3 separate regions of the Mus musculus genome follow, and regions 1 and 2 are each linked to region 3. Evidence: chromatin loops called from intact Hi-C (ENCODE). Cell type or tissue: left cerebral cortex. All regions are shown on one strand. Links, peaks and the distances in the headings refer to the core of each region. The heading gives the core; the rest is flanking DNA.

The links. Peaks named below come from ENCODE experiments on the same cell type or tissue, not always from the same donor. Only the 100,000 strongest peaks of a DNase experiment are listed, where the experiment ranks them.
Region 1: it touches region 3 in a loop (4-fold over the local background); 12 of 42 quality-filtered maps call a loop at or near these places.
Region 2: it touches region 3 in a loop (6-fold over the local background); 30 of 42 quality-filtered maps call a loop at or near these places.

The regions. Positions count from the first base shown.
Region 1 is chr15:73,452,209-73,463,244 of GRCm38, forward strand. No RefSeq gene overlaps it. Among named protein-coding and RNA genes, the nearest start is that of Ptk2, 35 kb to the left of the region's middle. In left cerebral cortex, for the core only: a CTCF peak has its summit at 4,949 (motif pointing left); DNase peaks (open chromatin) are centred at 3,951, 7,584 and 9,039.
Region 2 is chr15:73,542,402-73,553,437 of GRCm38, forward strand. Dennd3 (DENN/MADD domain containing 3) reads left to right here. Exons shown (of 23, transcript NM_001081066.1): 10 at 319-415; 11 at 1,957-2,060; 12 at 2,545-2,744; 13 at 4,720-5,241. Among named protein-coding and RNA genes, the nearest start is that of Dennd3, 35 kb to the left of the region's middle. In left cerebral cortex, for the core only: a CTCF peak has its summit at 5,922 (motif pointing left); DNase peaks (open chromatin) are centred at 5,883 and 7,280; H3K27ac peaks cover 909 bases.
Region 3 is chr15:73,306,139-73,314,138 of GRCm38, forward strand. It overlaps Ptk2 (PTK2 protein tyrosine kinase 2), which reads right to left. Exons shown (of 35, transcript NM_001358046.1): 8 at 3,677-3,731. It overlaps Gm41344 (a long non-coding RNA gene), which reads left to right and starts at 4,962. Exons shown (of 2, transcript XR_875404.2): 1 at 4,962-8,000. In left cerebral cortex, for the core only: a CTCF peak has its summit at 5,000 (motif pointing right); a DNase peak (open chromatin) is centred at 5,016.

The DNA.
Region 1 (11,036 bases), core at 1,649-9,648, 150 kb after region 3:
TAGCCAGGTAGCTTTTAGTCAATTCACCTCACTCCTTTGTAATGGGATGCTGACTGCCCAAGCATCTCCTTGCACTCACTGTTGGAGGGTCAGACTTAAACTTGGACTAGGCCCTCAGACATTCTCTGACATTTTTTTGCAAACGGTCTAAGGGAAGAGGCCCATGTTGCAGGTGTTGAGTCACCTGACCACCAGCAAGCTGGAGCAGGGGAGGTATAAGCAGGCTCTAGAGGAGGCCTGGTTTTCCCTAGCCCTGAAGAACAGCTGGTTGCTAAAGGGTGAGAGCCCAGCCCTGCAAGATGGCCACAGTTCCAGACTGACTTGCACTGCCATCTATAGCACACTTACTGCCTAGATAGACGTATAGGATCATACTGGGCATGGGGAGGGATGGGAACTACTTATACCACCTGTGATGCTGTTGGGGAGAAGCGATAGGAAAAGAGACACAGGCCCATAAAGGAGCTGCTTCCAACCTCTCCGCTCTGTAAGTAGGAAGCAACAAGGAGGAAGGGAGCAAGAGAGGGGCAGGGATGGCTCGGGGAGGAGATTTAACCTTTCTGCTCATTTGGGAACAGATGGTAAAACAGCAACTTCAAGGCCAGCCTAAGTAACTTTGTGAGATCCTGTCTCAAAAAAAAAATTAAAAACTGAAGGCTACAGAGATGGCTCAGTGGTTAAGAGCATTTGCTGCTCTTGCAAAGGACTTGCTTGCAATTGGTTCCCAGCACTCACAGTCACCTTTAATTCCAGTTCCACAGGATTCCATCGGACATTCACTCTTGCAAACACATATACATGTAAATAAAATATATTTTGGGGACTAGAGAGGTGGCTGCTCTTCCAGAGAACCCACGGTTGACTCCTAGCACCCACGTGGTGGCCCACAATCATCTGTAACTCCAGTTCCAGGGAATCTGACTCCCTTTTCTAGTCTCTGAGGGCACCAGGCATGGAGGTAGTACACAGACAAACAGTCAGACACAACGCATAAGTAAAAATTAAAAAAAAATACATTAAACAAAAACAACAACAACAAGAGCTGGAGAGATGGCTCAGCGGTTAAGAGCACTGGTTGTTCTTCCAAAGGTTCAATTCCCAGCAACCACATGGTGGCTCACAACCATCTGTAGTAAGATCTGATGTCCTCTTCTGATGTGTCTGAAGATAGCTACAGTGTGCTCACATAAATAAAATAAATAAATACATCTTAAAACAAAAGCAAAAAGAGGTCTTGGGATCTCACACAGTGTCTAGCATTTACCTAGCATGCAGAAGGCCCCCCCCAAAAAAATTCCCAAACAAAGTGGAGGGATAGATTTTTTTTTATTAATACGTTAAGCAGGTAGCATGGATCAACCTCATTTAAGCAAATCCGTCCCTCAGAGGCACATGTGTGACTGAGATTGAATATCTGAAGGTATCAAGCACAGGGTCTGGCATGAGGAGGGTGCTCAACAGATGCCGTGTCGTCTTCGTCTTCATCCCTCCCTAGAGTGCTCACCACCCTGGACTTCTCAACACAGGCTCCCTGCTTTGCTCACACAGGCCATGTTCAAGCAGGAGGAGCTGGTGAATTGGGAGGGACCTGGCTGAACTTGGCTACTTTCCAAATCACAATGGAGAGAGGCCTGGGGCTCTTTGGCCCTGTGCCTGGCCTCTTGGTTACACCTTGACCCAGCCCTGAGCCTGGCTCCGTTTCAGACTCTTCCAGCAGCCCTTTCTGCAATTCCCCAGCCAGACTGCCTCCTTGGACATTTCTCTTTTTTCCAGTTCCCTTGCTTGCTAGGATGTACAGACAAGTGAGTCCTGTGTGAATCCAGGGATGGGGAGAGGGATCCCAAGCCTCATATATAATGTGATGATACACTGTTTTCCTCCCTTCATAAAATAATCAACAGACAGACGCCTAACTCTTTAATCAGCACTGTGCTACCCAGAAGAAACCCTCTTGTGGTTAAGGTTGATTTGGGTGCCCACCAGGGAAAGTTCAAGTTGTTATGGCTTAAGAGATGTATGCTTTCTGTGTGCATGTGCTTGTGAGCTGCCTGTCTGCACATGTGTGCAGGTACTTCTGTGGGTGTGGGTGTATATGCATGCCTTGTATGCATATATGTGTGTGCATGTATGCAGTGCATGTAGTGTGTACCTTATATGTGTGTGTGCACTGCTTGTGTGTCTAGGGTCCTGAGTGAAGGAGGAGGCTCTGACTCATCCTCTCTCAGGCACTGATGTGCTGTTTGTATGGTACTGCTTTTTGGTCTTATTTTCTATGAACTCTTTCAAAGATTATAACACCCAGGTGGCCAGAGCTACTGTAGTTTTAGCATCTTAAAGAATTAATTTTTTTAGATTTATTTATTATTTATTATATGTAAGTACACTGTAGCTGTCTTCAGACACTCCAGAAGAGGGAGTCAGATCTCGTTATGGATGGTTGTGAGCCATCATGTGCTTGCTGGGATTTGAACCCCGGACCTTCAGAAGAGCAGTCGGGTGCTCTTACCTGCTGAGCCATCTCACCAGCCCCTTAAAGAATTAATTTAAGCCAGGTGTTGTGGTGCACACCTTTAATCCCAGCACTCGGGAGGCAGAGGCAGGCAGATTTCTGAGTTCGAGGCCAGCCTGGTCTACAAAGTGAGTTCCAGGACAGCCAGGGCTATACAGAGAAACCCTGTCTCAAAAAGCGAAAAAAAAAAAAAAAAAAAAAAAAGAATTAATTTGTTTTCACAAAGCTAGGATGTGGGAGCCAGGACTGGAGCCCATACACATCTGTCCTCAATGCTCTCCTGTATATCACTTGGAAATATTTGCTAGGCACTGAGGTACCCAAGAATGCCTGGGCAGATGGGATGGACCCTGTCCACGAAGTTTCTATTTTATTGTAGATGTTTCACAGATATTAGTAGATGTTTGCTTAAAGATGTGGGCATACAACCTATGACCTGTGATGATGGAAGAATCAAGGTCAAATCCAGGAGAGTTCACCAGATGAGGGCCCAGGACCTAGTCATTGCACACAACAACCAGGCACAGTAGCCTAACCATTGGGAACTTACTTTGTGCACCAAACAAGAAACCCTGGAGGCCCAGAGGTAGAGTAGCTACATAAGGAAGCTACTCAAGACAAGGCCTCCTCTAACTCTTTTTATATTTATTTATTTAATGTATTTGAGTAATACTATCACTTCAGACACACCAGAAGAGGCCATTGGATCTCATTACAGATGGTTGTGAGCCACCATATGGTTGCTGGGAATTGAACTTAGGACCTCTGGAAGAGCAGTCAGTGCTCTTAACTGCTGAGCCATCTCTCCAGCGCTCTTCCATCTTTAAAGAGTGATGCTCTCAGGCTGTTTTGGATGGCTTATGGAAACACAAAAATGAGGGCTCCCTGAAGGGGAAAAGAGGCAGCTAGAGAGGACAGTGGAGAAGGGGGAGGAGGGAGGAAGCCCTGTAGCAGGTGTCTCCAGCTGGGAGGAGTGGCAGCCTGGAGCTACAAGACTAATACATATTCCCACAAATGTGACCCAGGGAGGGGATTTGGCAGCTTTCCTGAAGGAGAGCTGGCAGAAGCTGTAATAGATGGCTACGTGTGGGCTTAGGATCAGAACCCCTGCCCTGTCACTTCACACCTGGCCACTCATTAAGTGCTCTGTGCGTCTCCCTTTGTGAGAAGCGGTCTCACCCGTGCCTGGCAGATGTTGGTGTTACAGTTGGAACAGAAGAACAGCATGGCAAGACCACTGAACGCCAGTCCCCTGCCCCATGACTCGGAGGCAGGAGACCCAGTTTCTCTGGAGGCTTATCCCATTTTCTGTACTGCAGCTCCCCTCTCTGTGCGGGTCCAGGTGCACACTAGCAGCACAGACACCAGAATGCATGCAGACCAGAGGACCCATTAAGCCTGGCATCTCTCAACAGCTGCTCTGAAACGGAGGAGCCAGCTGGCACCTGGCCAGGATGCCCTGAGAAGCTGCTTTCACAAGTCATTCATAAAAAATATATCCAAAAGGCTGGCCCAATTCCCTCAGCTACCCACTGTTACCACAGTGGGTATGCCCTGGTGGATGGCTTCTTATTCCCAGGAGCCTGTAGCTGTGCGGTGTCTGTGAAGAGTGGACAGCAACCAGTGCTATCATTCTAGAGCTCAGACAGAGCCCAAGGACAGCCTACAAGTGGGCACATCTGCTCATAGTCTCCTGTCCTCACATCACTCATGATGGAGGAAAGACTGCCATTAAAAGAGCAATAGACACTGGCAAGATTCATATTACAATATTGTCGCAAAGGGGCTTCAGGAATGCAGGAAGGCATCAAAACTGACCAGAACTCAGAGAAGATGATGTCTACACTAAAGAATAAACTGTAAGCCGGGTGTGGTGGCGCATGCCTTTAATCCCAGCACTTGGGAGGCAGAGGCAGGCAGATTTCTGAATTCGAGGCCAGCCTGGTCTACAGAGTGAGTTCCAGGACAACCAGGACTACACAGAGAAACCCTATTTCGAAAAACAAAAACAAAAAATCTTTAAATAAGCAGAACATGGTGGTGCATACCTTTAATTCAAACATTCAAGATGCAGAGGCAGGAGGATGTCAATGAGGCCAGCCTGGTCTATAAATCAAGTTCCAGGACAGCCAGGACCATTGCACAGAGAAACCGTCTTGAAAAAGAAAGAAAGAAAGAAGGAAGGAAAGAAAGAAAGAAAGAAAGAAAGAAAGAAAGAAAGGAAGGAAGGAAGGAAGGAAGAAGCTTTAAATAATAAAAAATTAAAACACACACATATACACATCATTGTCGTCGTCGTCATCATCATCACCACCACCATCATCATCAATGAGCACTTACAAATTTGCAATGGGTGGCTTGACTAAGTATTAATAAAACAAAACTCGCATGCTCCACAGCATGGCTATACCGCTATACCTACTGCCACCTAGTGACAAGATCTAACAATTGCAGGGGAAGAACCAAAAAAAAAAAGTTTCCAGGAGTAGTACGCAAAACCCAAAGTTATAAAATGACAGTTTCCATTGGAAGCTGTCATCATGCTGTTGAGGAAATATTTGTTGAATGAATAATTCACTGCCAAGCTGTCCTGTCAGCTGCCTTGGTCTCACACTCTCCATGATTTCTTTATCCTTTTCTTTGAACAGCAAGATAGTTTTTTTTTGTCTTTTTAGAATTAAAGACAAAATTAATTACGTTTATTTGAGTGTGTGTCTGACATAGGGCCCCAGGTATCCCAGGATGACCTTGAGTCCCTGCTCTTCAGTGTCTACCTCCAGAGGTGGACTTCCAGCCATGTTCCCACTCCTCCTGGCGGTTTGGTTAATTACCTCATTTACTTATCCAGTCAGGGTCTCTCTATGAAGCTCAGACAGGCCTCCAACTGAGAACCACCTGCCTCCAGTTCCCAAGGGCTGAGACTATAGCCGTGCTGCCACTAAGCCCAGCTATTTTGATTTCCATCTTTGAGACATAGTCTCACTGGGTAGTCCAGGCTGGCTCGAACACAGGAGTGGGTCATCACATCCAGCTCAAAGTCATGTTTTTTTGTTTTTTTTTTTTTTTTGGTTTTTTTTTTTTTTTTTGGTCTTGTTTTGTTTTGTTTTTCGAGACAGGGTTTCTCTGTGTAGCCCTGGCTGTCCTGGAACTCACTTTGTAGACCAGGCTGGCCTCGAACTCAGAAATCTGCCTGCCTCTGCCTCCCGAGTGCTGGGATTAAAGGCGTGCGCCACCACGCCCGGCTTGCTATTTTTATAGATACCGTTTCAGGATGGGTAGAAGTCTACCCTACAAAGAAGGCTTCACTTTGACTTTTAAACAGTGGTTTTGAGTCGGGCAGGCAGATTTCTGAGTTCGAGGCCAGCCTGGTCTACAGAGTGAGTTCCAGGACAGCCAGGGCTACACAGAGAAACCCTGTCTCAGAAAAACCAAAAAAAGAAAAAAAACAAAAACTCCTCTGCCCTACCTAGGGGCAGTCAGGTCCTTTCCTTTCTGTATTTCTTTTTTTCATTCACTGACAATCTGAGTTAGAATCCCAGGACAACATGGTGAGAAGAGAACTGGTTCCTGCAAGTTGTCCTCTGACTGCCATATGTGTGCCTGAAGAATGTACCCACACGCATATGCAGATAAAATAAATGTGGTAATTTTTAAAATGTAAATGATACTTGTTCATGCTAAAGAAATCAAAATGCAATGAAAACCCCAAAGGAAGTAGAAACCCAGCCTGAATCCCACCAGTGAGTAAGCTGGGTGTGCTGGTGCATGCTTTCGACTCCAGCACTTAGGAGCAGAATAGAACAGACGGACGTCTGTAAATCTGAGTCCAGTCTGGTCTATGTAGTAAGTTCTAGGCCAGCTAGAATTCCATACTGAGACCCTGTCTAAAAAAGTGGTGGCATTTGCCTTTAATCCCAGCTCTCAGGAGGCAGGTCCCTGGGTTTGAGGCCAGCCTGGTCTACAGAGCAAGTTCCAGAACAGCCAGGGCCGCACAGAGAAACCCTGTCTCAGAAAAAAAAAAAAAAGGAAAGAAAGAAAGGAAGGGAGGAAGGGAAGGAGGGAAGAACGGAGGAAGGAAGGGAGGAAACAGCTTTATTGGGAAACAGGCTGTGTGTTCTGCAAACACATAGAGAAACAGGTGGTGAAAATACCTGGACAAGCCAGAAGAGTCATGAAGTTGGGAAGGGGACATGTTAGGAAAGATGCACGGAGACTCAGAGGAGGGGAATAAGGAGTGGGTATGGTCATGTTTCCTTGTACACACATGAAATTCTCAGGAATAATAAAAAAAAATTGTAATAAAAACCCCAGAAGAAGCCGGGCGTGGTGGCACACACCTTTAATCCCAGCACTCAGGAGGCAGAGGCAGGTGGATTTCTGAGTTCAAGACCAGCCTGGTCTACAGAGTGAGTTCCAGGACAGCCAGGGCTACACAGAGAAACCCTGTCTCAAAAAAAAAAAAAAATCAAAAAACAAAACAAAACAACCAACCAAACAAACAAAACCCAGGGTTTCTCTGTGTAAGAGTCCTGGATATCCTGGACTCACTTTGTAAACCAGGCTGGCCTCGAACTCAGAGATCTGCCTGCCTGATCTCTGAGTGCTGGAATTAAAGGCATTTGCCACCATAGCCGGCACCTTATGTGAGTGTAACAAGGGGGAAAGAAAAGATCAGTAATGGGAAGGCTGGATTACCATAAGATATTTCTTTCTCTCTTTCTTTCTTTCTTTCTTTCTTTCTTTCTTTCTTTCTTTCTTTCTTTCCTTCTTTCTTTCTCTCTCTCTCTTTTTTCTTTCTTTGTTTCTTTCTTTCTTAAAAAAGGTTTGTTTACCTGTTTATTTTTAATTTATGTCTGTGTGAGTTTATGTGTCATTCAGTTGTGAGCTGCCCGTTGTTACTGGGGTCAAAACTCAGAGCCTCTGCAAGAGCAGCAAGTTCTCTTACCTACTGAGTCATTTCTCCAGTCTTAGTACTTCTTCTATATGAAAGTTTCCCCCAAAATATCCTTTTAAGTCCAAGAAAGAAAGCTCGAGACATGGGCAGGATGAAGTCATCAGAACTTTCGTAAGGAGGTGTCCTGGTGTTTGTACACACTGACATCTTGCTGTGAGAGATGAGTCAACCAGTCTTGCTGGCCAGCACTGCCCTAAGGGCCTTGCCCTAGCACTCAGTTCCTCCACTGCAGAAACCCTTGCCAGCTGCCTAAGCTCCCTCCATTTTGCTACTCACCCCACCTGTCTCTCTAGTATGTACAACTATGGAGTAAATAGGGTTCTGGTCCTATTTCTGGGTCCCCTTAGACCCCAGCTTCAATGGAAGCAGTTCAGCTCTTATCTGCTTTACATATTGGATGTTTTTGTAAGGCAAAGAATTCAGCAAGCACTCATTAGTTTGACAACCAGGCTGACCCCCAGGCCCTTCACCTTGAAGAACCACTACTCCAGGCTAGCCCTCAGGCCCTTGATTCTGTGTGAGAACATAGCTTCCCTTTCTGCCTAAGCAGGCTTAGCACATTAGCAGTTGGCCAGGTTCTGGAATTGCAGGGTAATTACCTGGCCCTCTAATTGGCAGCTGATGCAGGCCTTTGGGCATGGAAAGTTCCTGGTGAGCTGGTTCCAAACTGGATAAGGCAGGAAGTGTCAGATGAGTCCATGCAAAAGCCTGGAAGAGAATGACTTTCTCTCAGGTTCTGCCCGTGCTCTGCCTGGTGCCCAGGGCCTCAGTCCCATGAGGGTCATGAACCTTTGTTTCAGAAAAGGAAATTGGGGGAGCCATCTCACAGTGAAGGAGTTGTCTGGCTCCAGTTCCCAGCACTGCCAAAGACATAATAAAAGAGGAACCCAGGACTAGAAGTACGTTTTTGCTGGCCATCCTCACAGCACAGACTCACAGGACAACCTGGCTGGGTCTTGTTGCTCTATCCCAGGCTTCTGGAGGCTACCCCATCAGGAAACACAATAGCCACATTGGAGCTGGTTCAGTGTGAGCTACCTGTGGAGATATTCCCCAAGCACCAGACACCTCCAGTGGCTGTGCCCTCAGAGACAGAGTCTGGAAGTCCTGGAAGGGGATTTAGAAAGAATGCTCCTGGTTGGTGTGGAGACAGAAGGGGGACGGGAGCAGAGGGAGGATTCGGAATCAGAATGGCTTAGTTAGGTTCAAATCTCCGTTCTGCTCCTTATTCCCGAGGCCTCAGGCAGATCATTGCTTTTTAGAATCTTGGTCTCTTCCTCTTGAAATATGTGATCATGTTTAGTACCTCAGGTAGGGTCATCAGCCATTCAATGAGGATCAACCAGTGGGAGAGAAAGCGTGGCACAAGCTGGCCTCCTTCCAACTCCTTTTGATCTCATAGCTCTCGTCTGTGTGCACACAATGCATGTAGGAGTGATGTCTGACTCCACCGGACTCCAACCAGGTCTGCGAGTTGGGATGCGGCTCTTCTGTGGTAAGAGAACACTATAAGAGCAAGGACTCCACTGGAGAAGCAGAGCCCCTCAGAAGGACGGAGGCGAACTTGGCAAAGTGCATGCACACACGCAGAACACAAGATCTGAGCCGAGTCTGACAACTGAGCCAGTTTATGGCTGCTGTCCTGGGCCTCTAGCCAAAACCTAGAGTCTAGGACAGAAGGCCATCCCAGCTGTGGCTCTTACCCCTGCCTGGCCTTTGTCATGCAGATAAAGTACAGGCCCCGCTCAGGAACAGATAAGGGAAAGGTGAGCCCACTATGCTCACACTGCCTTTAAGAGATGCCACCATCAATCTGGCCTCTTCCCCTACCCCTGCCCATCCCCCGGCAGCTTTCCTAGGGATGGCTGCTGGTTCTAAACTACAAACCTACAGGAACTAGGAGACTCCAGGTGCCGGTGCCCTACTTTAGTTCCTGTAACCTCACTCCAGACAGGGTTTCTCTGTATGGGTGTGGCTGTCCTGGAACCTACTCTCTAAATCAGGCTGGCCTTGAACTCACAGAGATGCACCTGCCTCTGCCTCCCAAGCACCGGGATTAAAGGTGTATGCCACCACAGTCTGGCTTCCAATTTATTTTCTGTCTTCAGACAAAACATGCAAACAAAAGGCAACTCATGGAGACAGGGTCCTCCGAGTCTGAATTGTAGGTTATATAGTCTCTCAGAGAGGAGAAACTGCAGTTGCAGCAGCAGCAGCAGGAAGTGTCCTGCCACACCACAGCAAAAAGCAGGGAGAAATTAACCCTGCATGTTTGGTACTCAGCTAGCTTTGTCTACTCTTATATAGCCCAGGGCTACAGAGCAGAAGCTGGTGCCTTGAAAATGTGGTTTGGGACTTTCCACAGTAGTTAAGGCAATCAAGACACCACCCCAACCCCCAAGCCAACCTGACTTTCATAACTGCTCTCTGAGAGTCTCTTTATAGGTGATTCGAGGTTGTATCAAGTTGACAGTTGGAACTAACCTGTAAGGGTGTCTGGAAATTGTTGAAGGAAGACTCAGTATGCAAAGACAAAGAGTGTTTATTCTACAGAAACAACCAGCATGCAGAGGCCAACCATCTTCCAACCATCCTCTAGGCGACCCTAGACAAGACTCACAGGCCTTCTTAAAGTGAATTTTCTAGAAGGACTGGGTAATTTAAAATTTCATTGGTGGGTGCTAGGGTGTCACAGGCGGTCAGTGGTCTGCATTTTTATATCATGAACATTTAATCATAGGGTGAGATAGGGCTGCGCAGCACAGATAGCCCATTCTGAGATAAGATATTTTCCCATTTCTGTGGTTATCCCCAGGCTGTTCTTTGGGAGGGGGTTTTATGACTCATCCCTGGATTTTATGGTCTGTTCCTGGAGCTGGGGCCTCATGGTCTAGTTCCTGGCTGTTCTTAGAGTTGATGCCTTATGGCCTCCTTTTCGAAATCAGGCCCGGTCCTTACATGGAGACAAATGTGATTTATGTAATCCTTTCAACCATCAGGGCTGGAGAGATGGAGAGATCTTTTAGCAGTTAAGAGTGCTTGCTGCTCTCTCAAAGGACCAGAGTTTAGATCCCCACACCCACAATAGGCAGCTCACAAACACCTGTGACTCCAGGTCTACGGCATCTGATGAGTGTGTGTGTGTGTGTGTGTGTGTGTGTGTGTGTGTGTGTGTGTGTGTGTGATGTGTGCATGCGCATGCGAGCTCTCACTCTCTGTTTCTCTCTGTGTGTTTCTCTCTGTCTGTGTCTGTCTCTCTCACTCCCCCCCTCTCTCGTGCACACATTTTATTTTTTTATTTTTTTATTTTCCTGAGACAGGATCTTACTATGCCACCCTGGCTGTCCCAGAACTCTATCAACTCTGGCCTTAAATTCTTAGTGCTAGGACTAAAGGCATTTATCCCCACACTTTTAAAAAACAAAACAACAATAACAAAAGCTAACTATTACTCCAGCCAAGGGACTCCAGGTGGGAGGTGACACTCCACTGGGCAGTACTTCCTTCCTGGAACCTCAGTAGGGGTTGGGGTTCCAGTGGTTCCTATAATTTGCCTTTGGGGGTACTGAGGGT
Region 2 (11,036 bases), core at 1,157-9,156, 240 kb after region 3:
CTGTGGCTGCATTGTGGGCAGCATTTCCATGCCCTCTAACTCCAAATTGACCTCTGAACTCAGTGGTTTTTGTAGCATGATAGCTGATTGTTGAGCCTTAATTGGCATAAAGAGCTGAGGTCCAAGGAGGCAGTGGCCCTGTCTCCCAGCTTCTTCCTGGTTAGAGAAGTGATGAGGACCACACAGTCCATCCTGATGCTGTCATCCTGGGATGCAGTGAGCTCCGAAGAGTGTGTTTCTCAGCACCATTCTCCTGCTGGACAGCATGACTTTGGGCATTGTGGTGGTTGAGTGCGTGGCCCACCTTCTCTTTGCTAGGGAAGTGAAGAATCACTTGAATTATGAACACCGCGTCTTCAACAGCGAGGAGTTTCTCAAGACAAGAGCGGCAGGGGACCAGCAGTTTTATAAGCAGGTAAGAGGGGCGGGGCTGGGAGGCTCCACCCACTTATTCCTCCTTGTTGAACCGTTTCTCAAAGGCCTTTCCAGATCTAATCATGTCTTATTGTATTGGTCTTTTCAGAAGTTTTTTTTTTTTGTCTGATTCCATTGCTACCTTATTTCTAAATTAGCTTTGTAGTATAGTACATTAATTAAGAGACACAGTATTAAGCATGTGGTTTGATGGACTGTGGCACATGTGCCTTCCTGGGTGACCATGTCCTCAGTCAGGGCATCAGGTACCCTTTCCCTGACTTCAGCCTAGGCAGCCTTTGCTCTGTGTGTGAGGAGAACGTGGCCCTGGGAGGGTTCCTTGCCATTGCCCTGCTAGTCTGAGAGCACCAGTCCTTTCTTTCTCTCAGAGACGGACCTTAGCTGTGTCTTGGCAGCTTCCTGACATTAGCCTAGGTTTGTGGGGGAGCCCTCTGTTTCTGCCCAACCCTTAGTGACTGGTTTGTCCAGTGTACAGAGCACAGGGGTCTTTGATCTGGCAGGCAGCCCTGTGCCCACCCCCCACCCCATGGGTCTGTTGTGACATATTTGAGGTGGGAAGAGCTGCCTGCCTCCAGGGTACAGCCCAGCCACTTGGGTTAACTGGTATGACTCCCTCATGGTGCTTGCGTATGCCTCTCTTCTCCTTTTCTGCCCTGTGACCCTCCTGGTGTCCTCTACTTTCTTATAGTAACCCAGGTCGGTTTGTGGACCCACCATCCGGAACAGGGCTCTCCATACCAGCGCTGGGTTCTCTAGCTATTCAGACTGTTCCCTTCAACCTTTGTGTGGCCTGTTTCTCTTTTGCATCTTCCTGCCTTTGCATACCTGGCTTGGGTATTCCTGGAGCCCCACCTTGTGCATCTGGGTACCTTTTACCTCCTCTTCCTGCCTTTGTTGGGAGGAACCTGTAGTCCGAGAGCTTGCTTGCCGGTGGACAAATGCTTACCTACAGAACCGGGTGGAAACAACTACAGCTGCGGTGCTAGGGGGGTCCCCTGTAGAGTCAGGATCCTGGGGCTGTGTGGTTCCTGAGGCAGCCTGTCAAAGCAGACAGAGCTAGTCTGGGCGCTGTAGAGTGTGCAGAGGTCCCTGGGATGCGGGGCACATATAGCACAAGCACAGCTGGCCTAGTGGCCAGGCGACCTGGGCTTTTTTAGCTTTCGTGATTTTTTAGGTGCAGGTTAGGAATCTCTGTGTCCATACGAACCAATTGCAAGCCTAGAGAGATGATGGCTCAATGGCTAAGATTGTATTCAGTTTCTAGCACCTACCCTGAGCCCATAATCTCAGATATCGGGGGATCTGACTCCCCTGGCCCCTGTAGGCACCTGCATATATTCACAGACACATTACTAAAAATAATAAAAATAAAAATGCATCCATTGTGAAGTTTCCTGTTTGCACAGACTCCTGCCCAGTGGAGCCGGTGGGGGAGAGGCCATGCCTCAGTGGGGCTGCTGTTGGCTTTGGATGGAGGCCGGAGGACCATGAGCGCAGCATGACAGCCTTTCTCACATGCAGGTTTTGGACACCTACATGTTCCACTCCTTTCTGAAGGCGCGGCTCAACGGCAGGATGGACGCCTTTGCTCGGATGGACCTCGACACTCAGTCTGAGGAGGACAGGTGCCTAGCTCTGTTCGAGGTCCTCTTTGGGGGACTGAGGGTTCATACGTCCATTTCATTTGGACATACAGATGATCAGTTCAGTGGGCTATTGAGCAGTTCGCCAGGAACCTCCAAAGGTGCATCCTCTGTGTGTCCCCATTGCGTGCAGGCAGGCTCTGTGTGCCTGGCGGAGCATCCTGCCACACCCTGATCTCTGTCCGTCTTCATTTCCTTCCCATGTTCCCCATTCACAGGCCTATTTTTTTTCCCCTGTGTTTTCCTGATATCTCGTGTGCATCACCCACGACCGTGCCCTGTCCATCTCTGGGACTGTGGGCTGAGAACCTCTGTCCTTTCCCCTTGAGCTACTTGAGGCTGGACTTAGTGACAGGTTCTTACCCGTGCATGCCTCTCACCCTGCTCATTGCTCTGGGTGCGATAGGGAGTAGAGGCTCACACTTACATCTTCGTGCCCATGAAGTGAACTCTTGCTTTTCCCTAGGATAGACAGGATGCTGATAAGTCCAAGGAGACCTACTGTGGAGAAGATGGCCTCCAGGAAGGCCTCACCCCTGCACATCACCCACAGACGCATGGTGGTCAGCATGCCCAACCTGCAGGACATCTCCCTGCCCGAGCTGCCTCCCAGGAACTCATCGCTTCGGATAATGGACACCTCAAACTGCAGAAGCAGCAGTCCAGGTGAGGTGCTACCCTCCTGCGTCTATTCCCCCAGTGTTGCAGCTTAGAGATCATAGCCTGCTTCTGAGGGAGGGAATGTTCTTAAGAATATAAACTATTTTGGCCAGGCATGGTGGTAAATGCCTGTTATCTTAGCAGCTCAGGGGTCTGGTGCAGCATTGGTGCTTGTGAGTTCGGGACCAGTCTGGGTTTCAAGCTACCCTGTGTGAATGTGGTCATAGTGAGGCTGAGTTCGTGCCTCCATAAAAACAGGGGAAAAAAATCCAAAAAACTGGTTTTTAAAAACTATTTTGTGTCTCTGCCCCCACCACTGTGTGTGTGATAGATAAAATACATGTCTGTATTTACAGATGTGTGATGGGATGCCCCTGGTCGGTACCAGTCCCTTCCTAAAGGTTGCTGTTAGATAGTTACAAGCTATTATTGTATTTCTGCAAAACCTTCTCAAGGCTCTTCCTGGTCTGTGTGACATCATAGGCGTCTACGGTGTGTCCCACAGAGTCCTTACTGGGTACGGAAGATTGTTGGGTGCCATGCATGGCCTTGCAGCTGCTGGTCTTAGCTCGGGCTGTCTGTCTGAAAAGACAGTATGGAAATGAAAAAGTCTCAAAGCTCAGAGCAGTAGGAGGAGGTGTGAGCCCCTTGGTAGCCACTTCCTGGGTGTCTGACCTCAGACAGACCAGTTCCTTTTCTGGGCTTGGCAGGTGTGTGCACACTCACTCTGGGACACAGTCTGCCTGCCTTTTCTGTGTTCATCTGAGCTCCCTGACCATTGTGGGCTCCACCTTCCTCCAGCCTCCATAGCCAAAGGACCACCTCTCGCATGGGTGTGGATGCAGTGGCTACCTCTGGTCCCCTGTTCCAAGGAAGCTTTTAGGAGGAGAGGGACTTCAACTCTTGGTCAGTGTTTAGTCCCCAGGGGGCTTCAGAATGCCTGTGGCACTTAGCTCCGGTCTCTTTAGTCCTGACCTTTCGAATCTTTGCAGTGGGAGTACTGGGCTACCACTGCCCAGGCCACTGTTAAGGTGACAAATGCTTCTAAAGGCTAGGCCCTACTTAGCAGGCATATCTTGGCTTTGGTTATCAGCTTAATCTTCAAGGGCCCAGTCCTAGCATTTTTACTTAATATTCATAGTTTTAAAAACATAATTGTCCCATGGAGAATAGTTACTGCCTCTCTGGGAACAAATGGACTCTTCTTTACCTCTGGGGTATTGGGAATGCCCTGGAAGGGGCATGTAGGTGTTGCGGGAAATAATAATAACAAAAAATGAGCTGGCATGCACCAGCAACTCTCTTACTGGTGGGCTGGCCGGCCCTGCAGTAGCAGGCAATGGTCGACTTGTTTTTATCTCAAGAAGACTCTCTGGCCTGGAGCTCCTGGAACATCTCCACCCAGCTTGCTAAGTTCCTCCTGGTGGGTTGCTACCACACTAACCCCAGGCTTCAAATCCCCCATGACCTTTGTGGTACACATCAAGCAAACCCACGTTTTGCCATCATACCTTTCTCTCTTGAACCCAGACGAGCCACCTCCGTGAAGAAAGACACAACACAAACTTAGTTCTGAAACAACAGTAACTCAATCACTAGGCACAACAACTAAAATCCTAACTTGGAAGCCTTATTAAATCTAAATCCTCCAGGGGCAAATCCTGACAGATCCACCATTGGAACCCAGAGACACTCGTAATTACATCTTGTCCTCATGTTGTGCCCACCAAAAACACCTAACTCTCTCCTGTTTCCTCTCTTCCTCTGTCTAACTCGGAAGTCCTTACTCGCCCAGTGATTGGCTCCTTTATTCCTTAGGGAATTGGTTCACAAGAGCAGCACCAGGCCCATCCACAACACATGGGTTCTTGTCCAAGACACACAAAGCTGCCCTCAACAGTGTTATGGGTGCCTCTGCCTTTTCCAGGACCATGCTAATTACATGCATTTTCCCTTGTTTGTTTGTTTGTTTGTTTTTTAGTTCTCAAAGTGACCCCTAAGTCAACATATATGTTCAAGATCCCTGATATCCACTTCCCACTGGAGAGCCAGTGTGTTCAGGCATACTATACAGACTTCGTCACTCTCCTGAGCAAGGCCATGGCGCTGTTGGGTCCTGGCGACTCTCTGCTCCTAGCCAGGTACTTCTACCTGCGTGGTCTTCTCCATCTGATGCAGGGACAACTGCTGAGTGCCCTCTTGGATTTCCAGAACCTGTATAAGACCGACATAGGGATCTTCCCGGCTGATCTGGTCAAGAGAACGGTGGAATCCATGTCGGCCTCTGAGCGGGCCCAGGCCGAGCGGACGCCTGAGCTCAGGCGGCTCATCACAGAGGTCTTTGATAAGCACGGCGAGGCCCCCAAGGCAGATGACGCCGTGAAGAACTTCGAACTGCCCAAGAAGCACATGCAACTCAATGACTTTGTGAAGCGAGTCCAGGAGTCGGGGATCGTGAAGGACGCCGTCATTATCCACCGTCTGTTTGATGCACTGACCTTCGGTAAGAGCGCCCCACAGCATCCCTGGGTACCAGTGTCCCCCAGGTCTGCAGGTCAATAGCTGTAATTCAACCTCCTAAAGATTCAAGGTATAAAAACGAGCTGTGTCCTCACTGAACATGGACACTGAACATGGACAGGCTTTGTTTTTTTCCTTGTCACTGTTCCCTAAGGCATGGCTGCTTAAATTCGTACTCATAACCGTTTTCACCCAAGAGATTCCCATGAGACCTAGGTAAATCAGAGGAAGTGCAAATAAGTGCAAAGCAAACACTGACTGATAATAAATCACAAGGACGTGTATTTCTAACTATGTTGTATACAATATGATATTAACATTGGTTGAAGAGAGAAGCAGGACTGGGATATAGTGCCTGTCTAGTATGCTTGAAGCCCTGGGTCCAACTCCAGCACCTACAATAAACTAGGCATGGTGGCTTACAACTATAATCCTAGCATGAGAGAGGAGAGATGGGAGCGTCAGAGGGTCAAGAATACTTGGTTACATAACAGGTTTGAGAACAGCCTGGGCTGTGTGAAGCTGTCTTAAAAATTTGTATTTTAGGGGGCTGGAGAGGTGGCTCAGCAGTTAAGAGCACTGACTGTTCTTCCAGAGGTCCTGAGCCATCATGTGGTGGCTCACAACCATCTATAAAGGGATCTGATGCCTCCTTCTGGCCTGTGGGTGCATATGCAGCAGAGCATTCATATATAAAATAAAGAAAATAGAAAAAAATCTATTTAAAAAAAAACAGATGAAAGCAAATATCCCACATAAGGAGATGAATGTACTTATTTATTTTCACAAAGAAAGTTAAATATTTTATTTCTATTTATTCTTAATTTATGTGCATTGGTGTTCTGCCTGCATGTATGTTTGTGTGAGGGTACTGAATCCCCTGGAATTGGAGTTACAGATATTTATGAGCTGCCATGTGGTTGCTCATGTTGGAATTGAACCTGGGACCTCTGGAAGAGCAGCCAGTGCTCTTAATTGCTGAGCCATCTCTTCAGTTCCCCCAACACCCCCAACCTCTGTTTTTGATACAGAGTCTTGCTGTATACTTCTAGCTGTCCTGGAACTGACCAGGCTGACCAAGTTGCCCTCAAACTCACAGAGATCAGCCTGCTGCCGCCTCTTAAGTCGTGGGATTAAAGGCATTCACACTCATACCTGGCCAAAAGTTAAACAGGTGGACATTGTGCCTCATGTCTGCAATCTTGGCACCTGGAAGTTGGAGGTAGGAAGAACTGTTGAGTTCAAGGCCAGGCTAGACTACATAGTGGGTTTAAAGTCTGTCTGGGCTACAGAGTGAGATTGTCTTAAAAGAAAAAAAAATCTTGTAAAATCTTGACCAAATATTTGATTCTGCAGGGCATAGCCCATCTTCAGGGTTTTTCAAAGTTGCTATTTATTTTGATTTTGTAATTATCAATGCTTAGAATCCCACTTTACATTAATACTTCGTAAAAATGGTAGCTGTCTGAATGGTTAGTTTCAGAAATTATCTGAAATTCCATCCTAATTCCAAGCCAAAATTCCCTTAATGGTTTTCTTTAAATCAGCAACTCAAATTTAAGTCAGCGACTCAAGCTTAAAAAGCAATTTTGAGGTAAAATATTCTAAGACAGTGCAATGCAAAGATATACTAATTTGCTATTTACGTGCTGAGTAACGACAGTAAGAAGATATTAAAAGTCTCTTTTTTTTTCCCCTGTAATGAAACCAGTATGTGTCTGTAAGAGCAGAAAACTTCATATGTTAAAGACACTTATCACTCACAACACCCACTAGCTTCAAGTCCAAGTCAGCGTCTTAGGCAGCTTTTGCTGGTGTTTATATGGCTGGATGGTATGCGCAGCCAAAGTGCACACACGTTCAGAGTGAGGTTGCATGATGCAGATGGCTGACTTACACGTGAGGCTAGCTGCCTCTGCAGAGGCATCTCACCCGGTGCTTACCCGGTGACTACACAGCCATGGCTCAGCTAAAGCACTCACGCATGCCCAGAAGCACAGAAGCAGCGTGCCAGGTGCCAGGAGAACCCACCTGACTAAGAAGGCTTTCCCGTCACCACGAGGCCCTTGTTTCTTGGGTTTGGCTTTGCTCTGTGTCCCCAGTGAAGCACTGCCCCCAACCCAGGCTCTGCTTTCTGTTCTGCTTAAAACCTCTGATGACAGATGTCCCCCTCCACACACACAGCACGCAGCAATGTTGTACACTCACGGATTGTGTCCTGCCATCTGTGGAAGTTTGCGATCCTAATTTATTTCTCACTGAACCATGTTACCTGCACTGACACACACATCTGTTCTGTCTGCTGGCCATGGGGAGGAAGCCCAGCTCGTCTATTGTCTTTTAACTGGGAAGGTCCTGACACCTGTCCCTAGGGTCTGTGTAAGCTGGTTCCTCAGCTTAGAGCCAGGAGCTTGGTTGAGCTGAGTGCCAGCACCCTGACCGAGTGCCCCCCACTGCCTGACAGTGCCTGCCTCACTGCCCCAGTGGTCTGCCTGTCCCATGTGAGCTAACACCGCCTGGCTTGTGTCCTCACTCATCTGATCCCATGCGAGCACTTGAATTTTGCATTCACCGGACTCTGCTGGCCACCCAGGTTCAGTCAGCCTGTCCGTTAAGTTCACCATCTGCAGATAGAAAATATCTGGAGAATGAATGTGCTTTCTACTGAGCATGTGCGATGTTTTTCTGGTCATCATTCCCCAAGCTGTAAACTTGAACTTCCATGATGTTGGGCACACGACCCTGAAAGGGCTTAGAGCCCACAGGAGGGGGTGTGCAGTTTCCTGTTAACACCACGTCACTTATAGGAGAGACTTGATATCTGCATTTCCGGAGGAATAACTGTTTTGGGAGAGACAGAGATGATGGGCCACCTGTCACTAGCCAGGTGCAGTAGAACGCATACTTCTCAGGCCTCTGTGGGATAGCCTGCACTGCCTGGGGTCAGGGGGTGTGGACAGCTATGCGTGTGCTACTATGTGAAGGGAGACAAGGCATTCACAGAAAGACCCTGAGGGGCCTACGGGCACACTTTTCCTCTTCCCAATGTGTGACCTCATAAGGATGTGAAGACTCTAAGGGTCCCCTGTCCTCCAGGGGCCCTCTGTGCAATGGCCTGAAAGGAGTGACTCAGACTCATATGGTTATCATTCTCTCATGGCACCAGGCTGAGCATGTCTGGTGGTCCCTCTGCTCGTCCTCAGCGCTGGTATGGCCTGGTCACCTAATTACTCAATGGCTGGTGGACCCTGGTGTAGGAAGAAAACCTGCCTTTCAGTGCCTTTCTTCCTCCTCTGTATGTGGTGGCATTTGACATCACCCCCTAGGTGCCTGGGAACCTGGGAAGTGAGTTGCACCTGGGCATCTTTTGTTCTGTAGTTGTGGACCTGGCCGATGAGCTGTCAGTGGCCTTCAGTTATGTGGTTCCTTAAGTGGAGAAGGGGCAGGACCCCACTGTCACTGCTATGCGTGTTTTAGTTAAGTGGAGTGGCCACACTGAAAGTAGAACTTGGCAAAGCTGAGTGTTCCCATCTGTCTTAATTAGGGTTTTACTGCTGTGAGCAGACACCATGACCAAGGCAACTCTTATAAGGACAACATTTAATTGGGGCTGGCTTACAGGTCCAGAGGTTCAGACTATTATCATAAGGTGGGAGCAGAAGACTGACTTCCGGGCAGCTAGGGTAATGTCTTAAAGCCCACACCCACAGTTGACATACCTACTCTCACAAGGCCACACATCCTAAAACTGCCACTCCCTGGGCCAAGCATATTCAAACCACCACCCCATCTTAGAGTGAACTCGGTGAGATCCAAGTGTACACATGAGGACTGGGGCATAGCTCAGCAGAGAGCTTCGAGACTGGTAGAGGCTAGGCCCAGCCAGTTTCAAAGACCATTGGAATGGTTAACTAAGAAGTATAGATTATATCATTTTGTCTCTGGACATGTGCTTTTGATTTTTCATTACATGTCTGGGGCTACAAGTTCAGTCACAATTAAAAAGTACAAATAGGACAGATTTCATTTTCATTATCGGCCTATAACTTCAAAGAATCTAAAGAATGCCTCCACCAAAGCAAACACGTTTATATAAGACAGTCTGCTTTTAGGCTGGCAGCGTTTGCAGTTTTAAAGCACTCTAGACAAACAAAATATCTGAACTGGTCGTTTTATGAATAGCAAATACTAATACTCCCCTTACTCTCTCATTTCATCTATGCTATAACATAGGAAAAGTTATTTTAATCTATTTACTAAATTCTATTCCCCCAGGGCTGTACCCTCTATGACTCCTGTCTTTAAACCACATTTTCAGAGAGCTCTAAGCATACAGTAAACAGAGGCCTTGAATCTGTAACCAATCCTGGCTAGTGGGAGTTTGTCAACTGTTTCTGAGTTTACCCTGTTCCAATTATACTGTCTGAATATGTTTAGGGGCAGACACCCCAAGAAGATTCCAGGAATAATGGCCTCATTTAGTGTTTATTGTGATCTCTAGGGCGTAAGGAAGGCTCCCAAATAGGAACAGATGCTTTTCTATCCCTAAAAGCAGAAGGGACAGTAAATTTAGGACGTTCCTAAAAAGAGTCAGACATAATTTTCTCGGGAAAAGACACAAAATGAATCATAACACAGAAAGTCCCCACGTGTACAACACTCAGAGACCAAAACCTAAAAGTGAGAGACAGACAGACAGACAGTGGTCACAGCATTCGGCTCAGCTTTGCTGGAACCGTGTCATACAGCTGTGCTGGCTTCACGACTTTTGCCATCTCCAAGAGACATGGCTGTGCCACAAGACCCTGGGTTCAATATCCAGTGCCCCAGTCCCATCCAAAAGAATATAATTTTAGTATTTAGAATGCTCATACACGTTTGTTCATGTGAAGCCCGGTGCTGATGAGAATACACATTCTGCACTGCAGCTTCACAAGGACTGGCTGTTCACTCCCTGTGCCACCTTCAGTGTCTGTAGCTGGCTCTCATGGGGATGCTGCCTGGAGGCTGCTGGGATGAGCCGGGGCTGGGCTGTGGAGGGAGGTGGGTGACAAAGTGGAGATCCACAGGAGTGGGCATCCTGTCCGTGGGTGTGGCCATCATGCACCTGCAGACTATTGCGGGTTGTCAGACAAACTGAGCATGCGTGTGACCATGTGCGGACATAGTGGCTGTGGGCATGCGCAGGGCTGGGGAAGCACGTGGGAGTGTTGTGGCATCCATGGCTAGCTGGCGTGCTGGTTGCAGGTGGGAGAGGGCTGCCTTCCATCTAATGGGCTGTCCCTAGTCTTGTTGCTCCCATTGTGCATGTCCAGAGCACAGGAGCCCCTCACTTCCAAGGACAGGAAGGCCACTTGTCTATAAGAGGACATTTTGGGTGGTGGGTGCAAAGGCCTTACTGTGTGCAGCCCCGTTGACTGCTGTGGTGTGGGTGCTCAGAGGGTCTGTCCTCAGGGACGCACATGAAGGGTCCCTGGCTCTTTCACTCTCTCGGGCACTGGCGTGGTCTCGCCTTCCCTGTTCTGTTTTATGGTCTCTTCCTGCACCACATATAACTGAAAGACCTCTCATGTGATGTCTGATGGGCGTAATGTGTGCTTATGGTTCGTTTGAGCTCTGTTAGTCTGCACCCCGGGACCCCAGTAGGCTGTTTGTAAGGTAGCAGAGGAGGTCTCCAGCTGGGGATGCCTATCGAGCTGTCAATCACCTCAATGGACTCCTTGTTTAGTGTAAAAGGATGCAGAGGCTTGTCCCATGCACGGGGTCACCCCATTCCCT
Region 3 (8,000 bases), core at 1-8,000:
AATAGAGCTATTAAGATAGTAGGCAGAACTTCTTTAGTCCGGTCCCTTGTACAAACAAGAAACAAACATAATTACAGTGAATTATACAATTCACTGAATTACTGTCCAGAATTTATACACATATTCATGTTGCTAATCTCCAAATGATAGCCTGCTGGCCTCTTTATCACTCATGACCTTGATACCTTTGAGAAGGAATGATGAGAACTATAGAGTGCCCCGGATCTAGTGTTACTGGTGTAGTGATTTTAATCATTCAAATGAAATGTTAAGAGACGTTGTCTGTCCTAGATTCTCAGTACCCAAGGTATGTGCAGCCTGTTTCTCTGTTCTTGGAAACATTGCAGCTCAGTCAAGTTCTACCAGGATATGATAATCTTTCAACCATTCAATGGGAAAGTTAACTATAAACAGTCTTCTAGAAATTTAAATCTAAGACAAGTAAAACAATTTGACTTTGAGGAAAAAAATACAAATATAGCCTGTTTATAGAAAAACTAGCATTAATAAACTTAGCCACTCAATATGGCTAACTCTAGAACAAACAGGAGCTCAGATATGTCTTTCTTATGGTTATTAATGAAGGAGGGACTGCCTACACCTACTGTGTGTAATAGGTGCTGTACAGCTTATGAGAACAGCTTTACAGCAGTACGAGAGTATAGAGAAGTCTGCTAGAGCTGTCAAGGGAATTTATGTAGAATGGGGAGAAATTTTGGACTAAGGCTATTGCCTCGCCTGACTAAAGCTATTTAAGAAACAAACAGTACTTAAGTTAAAAAATCAAAGTGATTGTCTTATCAACAAAAAGGGCTGAGATGTTTCAGTTGGTAAAGGAACTTACTGTGCTAGTTAGTTTTATGTCAACTTGACACGAGCTAAGTCATCTGAGAGGAGAAAACCTCAATTGAGAAAATGCCTCTTAGACTGTAGGCAAGCCTGTAAAGTATATTTTTTAAATCAGTGATTGATATAGGAAGACCTAGCCCATTTGGGTGGTACCATCCTGGATTGGTGGTCCAAGATTCTATAAGAAAGCATGCTGAGCAAACAATGAGAAGCAAGCAAGTAAGCATCTCTCCATGATCTCTGCGTCCAGGTTCCTTCACAGGTTGAGTTGCTGCCTTGGCTTCCTTCAATGGACTGTGTCAGGATACACTAGCTAAATAAACTCACTCCTTCCCAAGTTGCCTTTGTCCATAGTGTTTCATCACAATAACCCTAAGTTATCAATAAGCCTAACAATTCAATAATTTGATGCCCAGGCAGGTCTCACAATAGTAAAAGTGGAGAACCAATCCCATAAATTGTATTGTGATTTTCATGTATGTTCTGTGGCATGTCCAAGAATGCACAAGCATTTGTGTATATGAGCTAACATACAAAAAAAACACATATATGTACTTACATACATATACTAAGTAATAAATTAAAAAAAAATTTTTTTGGAGAGCACTTAAGAAAATGGTTCTCGGCCAGGCAGTGGTGGCGCACACCTTTAATCCCAGCACTTGGGGTGCAGAGGCAGGTGGATTACTGAGTTCGAGGCCAGCCTGGTCTACAGAGTGAGTTCCAGGTCAGCCAGGGCTACACAGAGAAACCCTGTCTTGAAAAAAAAACAAAAACAAAAACAGAAGAAAATGGTTCTCAAAACCTTCATAACTGAAACTGGTGCATCTATAGAGAATGGTAACTAAAAATTAGCTCTGCTTATATCCCAATGCCCAGCCGAATAAAAGTACAACTTCTCTGAGTCAGCTTCCTATAAATCCCTAAGACCCTTAGTCACCACAACTACTAAAGCATGACCAGTACCCCTTATATCTCCTTTGACCACTCTTTCTGCCTCTGTTTCTTGGCTTTCAATCTGTCTTGTTATCTGGTTCTCCTTATTCCCTACTGTAAAAGCTGCAAGCCTCTTGCCTTAGCACTTAAGCCCACAGAGAGCACTGGCCATAGAGATCACATCTGACTCTACTAAACAGGGCTGAGCCCTCACCACACTGCCAGATCCAGGCCTAGATTCTATAGAAAAGCAGTCGGGAGGAGCTCAGACAAGAGGCCAGGAAGGTCGGAGCTGGGAAAGCCTCAACAGTGCAGCAGCCACAGTACTGAACTCTCTCTCTGAACTCTTCTCGAGCTCTATTTATTTGTCAGGTAGCTGTTCATTTTCCATTCAAATAAGAACTATCAAATATGCTATATACCTAGTGCTAGACAAACCTATTGTGTAAAAATATGAAGACAAAAAACCCAAACAAGTCAGGAGCTATAAAATTACAAATTCAGAAAGAAAAATAAGCCCTTTAGATACTGAGTAGGGTCTAGACTGGAGAGATGTTTTCCATTCATGCATGGGCATAGAGAACAGGGAGGCCAGAGCAGGAGAATCAGGACATGACCAGGTTCCACTGAGCTTCCATCAATATCTGCCTCAAACAGGCACTCACCCATGGGCTGTACTCAAGTCACTATTTTCAATATAATGATTATAAATGATTTCTAAATATAAAACAGCATCTTAGACTCTAAAGATGGCAGTCATACTTGTGACGTTTTTTACACATGAAAATCTGAGGAGACAGCAGTTTTCAAAAGTCACCAAAGGCATCGTCATTTGAGAATCACTGATACATAAAACACAGCCACTAAATGAATGCTAGCTAGAGCAATGTTAAGCTGTAAACACTGTGGCTTACCCTGTTTCCATGCCTCTACAGTCCTCCTATTCCTGAGCTACCAGACAGGTATTGAATTGAAATATACATATTTATCTGTCAAACACCATCCCTACAGAAGACTCTTTGTTGCAGAAATAAGAGACTATGCCCCATACTGTGAGGCTGGCAAATGGAACCCTTCTTGGACCAAATCCTATGTTCTCCCTCCATAACCTGGTGTTTGGAGGTGTGCTCTGGATTGGATAGGAAACAACATTCAGAGCTGCTCTGTCTCCAATGATAACACTGCTGGAGTAGGATTCCAAAGTTGCCACCAAGAAACCACACGGAAGTAAGAGATTGACCATTATACTGTGCATATGTAGAGTTCAGCAATGCAAACATGCACAAAGGAAACAGTGACAGACACACAAATGCAGCACTTACACACATAAACACACACACACACACACACACACGTTAGACCTAGTGGTGTACACACACACATAAGACACACAAACAGAGGATCCAGTGGTGTATAAATGCACAGACAGACATGGAACACAGTGATACACAGGGGCCCCAGCAATGGTAAATGCACACACACAACAGAGACATACATGCATGTGGGGATGCAGCAATGCACAAATGCACACACTGCACATGATTCACTATGATTCTTTAATGCAGTATTCCTTTTCTTTTGTATATCAAAATATTCAAAACTTGACAAACCTTGGTGACAGGGCTGCAGCATGAACTATTTCTAGTTTTGCACTTAGGTGTTTATTACAACCATCAAGTAAAGCCAAGGTTCTATGGAGAAAGGCTGAACCTGCGAAAATGTACTTGCCTGAAGTTAACAGACTCCTATCTTACACAGTCAGCTGTGCCATTGCAGCTTTATCATGTAAGGGAGAAATGCACCATTTCACTTTATTAAAGGCAAGTTTTCAGTAGGTAAGGTATACATGCAGAGCTTTATATTAGATTATGATAAAGTAGACTCTAGTTACCTTGACAGAATCCAGTAAACTCTTAGGAAAAAATCGCTTTAAACCAACATCTTTTCTGAAATATAGAAAGAAGCATATTAGCAAATAACAGCATAAAAAAAAAAACAAATAACAGCATCAATCAGTAATAACATACTTGAAAGAATGCAAAAGTAGTTTATTCTTCTGTTTGTTCATGAAAGAACCAATTATAATCAAGCTCCAACCAGTCAGCAAACTCATGGAAGAAGATAAATTACTTTGTAGCTATGCACAAAAACACGATTACAATCCATTTCAATAGAAATCTTTGGTTGTTTCCCCTCTACTGTTGAAGTCCTTTTTGAAAAAGTCCCATTTGCCTTACTGCAAATGGCCGTGTAATGAAACTGTTCTTTCTCAGGTGTGGCGTAGAGGTGATCCTTATGCACACGAGTTCCTCAACTGCCTAATTAATAATAAACTGCTGGAACACAGTCCAAGAATGGAACTCTGTGACGGGAATTCTGAGTACTTGTAAAAAAGTAAGACAAGAGTCTCAGTTTCTTCAAAAACACAAAACTGTTTTTGGAAAATGCTTTTGTGTCCCTCCCAAATGTAGCAGATAGGAGTTTACTTTAGATTATTTATTACAACTGGTAATTGCTGTTTGTTTACATGCCACTATGGGAAACCCTGTTTTTTCCATGTGATTTGTCTACCACATGCAGCTTACCCTTGTGACTGGACACTTTGCTCATGTGACTCCTAACCCTCACAGTATAAGTTGTTAGATGTTCTAAATAAAGTTGGCTGTTGCTTCAGACTGGAGTTCACCTCATCTTTAGGGCTGGCTCCCCCAGGTTCACACCAGCTCTAAAGCAGTAAACAGTAAACCTTTCAAACGTATCTGAAGTGGTGATTGCTGTTCTCCCTGATTTTCTTTTGGGGGAGGGGTTTCTCTGTGTAGTCCTGGCTGCCCTGGAACTCATTCTGTACACCAGGCTGACCTTGAATTCAAGAGATTTGCCTGCCTCTGCTGCCCAAGTACTGAAATTAAAGATGTGCATTACCAAAGTCCACCTTTCCTTGACTTTAAAATTTATTAACTCATCCCTAATCACTTTTCTTCTTCTCAACATCACAAAATGGGAAAAGGAATAATAAGTCAAGTGATTAGTCCTGGTTCAAAAACTAAATGTGTAGAAATGTGAGAAATCCCAACAATTTTGACAAGTTGGGCTATAAACTGGGGCCTGCTATTATTAAAAACCTCAGAACAAGAAACACATTGAAAAAAAAAAAAAAAAAAAACAGGTTAGGCTTGTTTGAAATGTACCACTTTTGTGTGCTGAACTAGCAGTCTGTCCACTAGATGGCACTGTTTTCCAGGAAGATGAAATGTACATGAGAAGACATGAGATCAGGAAATCATGAAAATACAGAAAAGGACCAAGGACAAAATTTAATGTCAGGTACTGTACGGGTGTCTTTCTGCAGAGGTACAAGGGGGGAAGCTAAGTAAATATGAAGTATCAACAAAAAGGAGTTGTTTCACAATCACTTTATAGTCAAAACCACAGAAATCACGGGGTTTGTATGGTTGACCTCCCATCCAATTAAATTCATTAACCTATAATCTGAGCAGCAGCACCCGAATCAATTGACTCCTTGTTAAACCAATTTACCACATCCAAAAGTCACTTTCTTGGCTCTGGCCTGCTGTTTTCTGGTTTTACCTGCCAAGGAACTGCTCTACAGTAATTTCACTTCATGTCTCATGCCCAAACCCTATTTAATTGTCCCATATGTAAATAAACATACATAAATAAACAGAACCATAGCTTTTAGTGAAACTCTACTATATTAGTAGATACCAAAAGGTATATCCTGAATGCATTTAAATCCATCTGATTAAAAACAAAACCACAGCAACAAAATAAACACAAACCAAACTCAAAGGAGAATTTGAGAACACTGCCAAACTGCAGTCCCCCAGGTCAGGCATACGCTATTAGGCTCCTTCCTTACTTCAGTGTTACTATGGAGGACATACACATAATAACAGGTCAATAATATTAGGTTAGAGCAGGATTGCTCAACACTGTAGCAAATGGCTATATGTAAATTAGCTAAATTAAAAGTGCTGTTCCTGGCTTTAGCAGCTCTGTGTCCAGTGTTCAAGAGTCTCACATGTGGAAAATACCTACTGACTGGATAGGGCAGACCAGACCCAGAATGTTTCCACCATCCTCAGCACAGAGTGCCAAGGCACACAGCTGTGTTGGTGACTACCTAACATTCAGTACCCTTCCTGCCCAGTGCACCTGAAGGTCCCTCAATAAGGACAGAGATGGTAACAATAACACTGGGAATGAAAACAATTACCATGGGGACAACCACATAAGCTCCAGAGTTCCTCAAATAGGGCAACAGGCACAGAGGGATGTGGAGAGCTGGCCCACAGCACTGACACAGCATCAAGACAGAGCCCACATAACTGTCTTTACCTCAGAGCCTTTTCCTGAAAGCAATCCCACGTTGCAAAAAGGGTTCCTGTGACATGCACTCTATGTTCAGATGATTTTGACTTAAGGTATAGGGAACTTGTGCTCATCTGTTTTCTCCTGACAGATGCCTTCATTTTGGTTTTTGGTCTTTTAAAAGGTTTCTTGGTTTGTTTGTCTGCTTGTTTGTAAAGACACTGATTATGTGGCTAAGGCTAGTGTCACATTCATGATCCTTCTTCCTAGGCCTTCCAAGAGCTGGAAAGATAGCTGTGTGCCTGGTCTATAATTCCTCATGTAACATTCTCAAACAACTAACCTGTGATAATATGAAAAGTTCTAAAACCTAACAATGCTTCAAGCCAACCAATTTAGCATTTGGGATCTACAGCCAGTGAGCCTTCCTGCAGAACTTTCTTAATGTCTGTTTACTCAGATTAAAATGTTTCTATTTTCCCTTTGCCTCTGTCAATCTTGGAGCCTTTTCACCACTGTATTGGTTGTCCTGTCTTTCAGTATGCTCTTGCTTGGAAAGTTGTACATGCCTTCCCTTCCTCACTGACACCATATGGGTATCCAGAATGGAAGAGACAGAAAAGCAGTATAGGCAGGAGGACTCCTCTCCAGCTGCATTGTTTCTCCAGTGCTTCAGAATCTGTGGTGCTATGAAGTCTGAGACCTCATTCTGCATGTGTATGTTCATGTCCACAAACCAAAGCACACGGGCCTTTGTGACTTCTGATTAGACTATACCCAACTTACATATTGAAGAGGAGCTAAGTGTGTAAGTGAAGAATCCTATGTCCATGTAAACTAATATGCTACAGAGGGAGAGAGAGATTCTCCTCAGTGGTGCAGCCACTGGGAAGTTGGCCATGTTCCTCCTGTAAGTAACTCCTTACCCAGGTGTTTGTCATTATCCTGACTGGTTACATCCTCCCTCCCCTCAAAATCAGCAAAGTGAGAAGTTAAGGCCCAGGTGGTAGGATTCTACCCTCAGTAACACCACATCAAAGTCAGAATTTTAACAGTGCATTACCCTACCGCTTGGAGTGTGACTCTTATCTAAACCTGTGGCCCCCTGTGGCAGCCTCTTGGCCTCATTTTCAGATTTACACGGAAGTCTCATCTAACTTCTATTAAGTCTGTCCATCAGGAATGTGAAGGAGTAGGTGAGGCTGCACCCTCACTGACAGAAGCCAGGCAGTGGTGGTGCATAACTTGGATCCCAGCACTGGAGAGGCAGAGGCAGGCAGAACTCTGGGGTTCAAGGCCAGTCTAATATACAGAGCTAGTTAAGGGACAGTCAGAGTAACACAAAGAAACCTTGTTTTGAAAAACCAACCACTCCTCTGAAAAAAGGAAAAAAGAAAAGGCACCCTAGGTCTGTCAAGCTTAGAATGACAAAAGGGAAAGTAATAAAAATCTTTAGTTTATGGGAAGAAAAAAGAAAAGCAAACAAACAAAGGTATCCAAATAGTGTGGGCCTATATAGTTAGATATTCATTTTATTATTTTAAACATGATCAAAATCTTTCTTGTGAAATGTGGTAAAATTGAAAGGTATTCTGTAAGTTATCACACTTGAGTTTTCTTCTAGTAGGATCTGACTACTAGACTACTAAAAGTATATGGACTACTTAATGATTTTTTTTTTCCTCATAGAAGGAAAAACAAAGAGAGGCTCTTGAAGCTGTTAATAAACAGGTAACATTCTGAATGTGAACATTTTTTCTGTACTGAAAAGTATACAAATTGTAAATGGCTCCAAGCTACCCACCGGCCCTTGAATGGGAGGGAGGCTTACTGGGTACTGTGCAAGCCAGGCATGGCAGATAGGAACCACAAGTATCACCTTA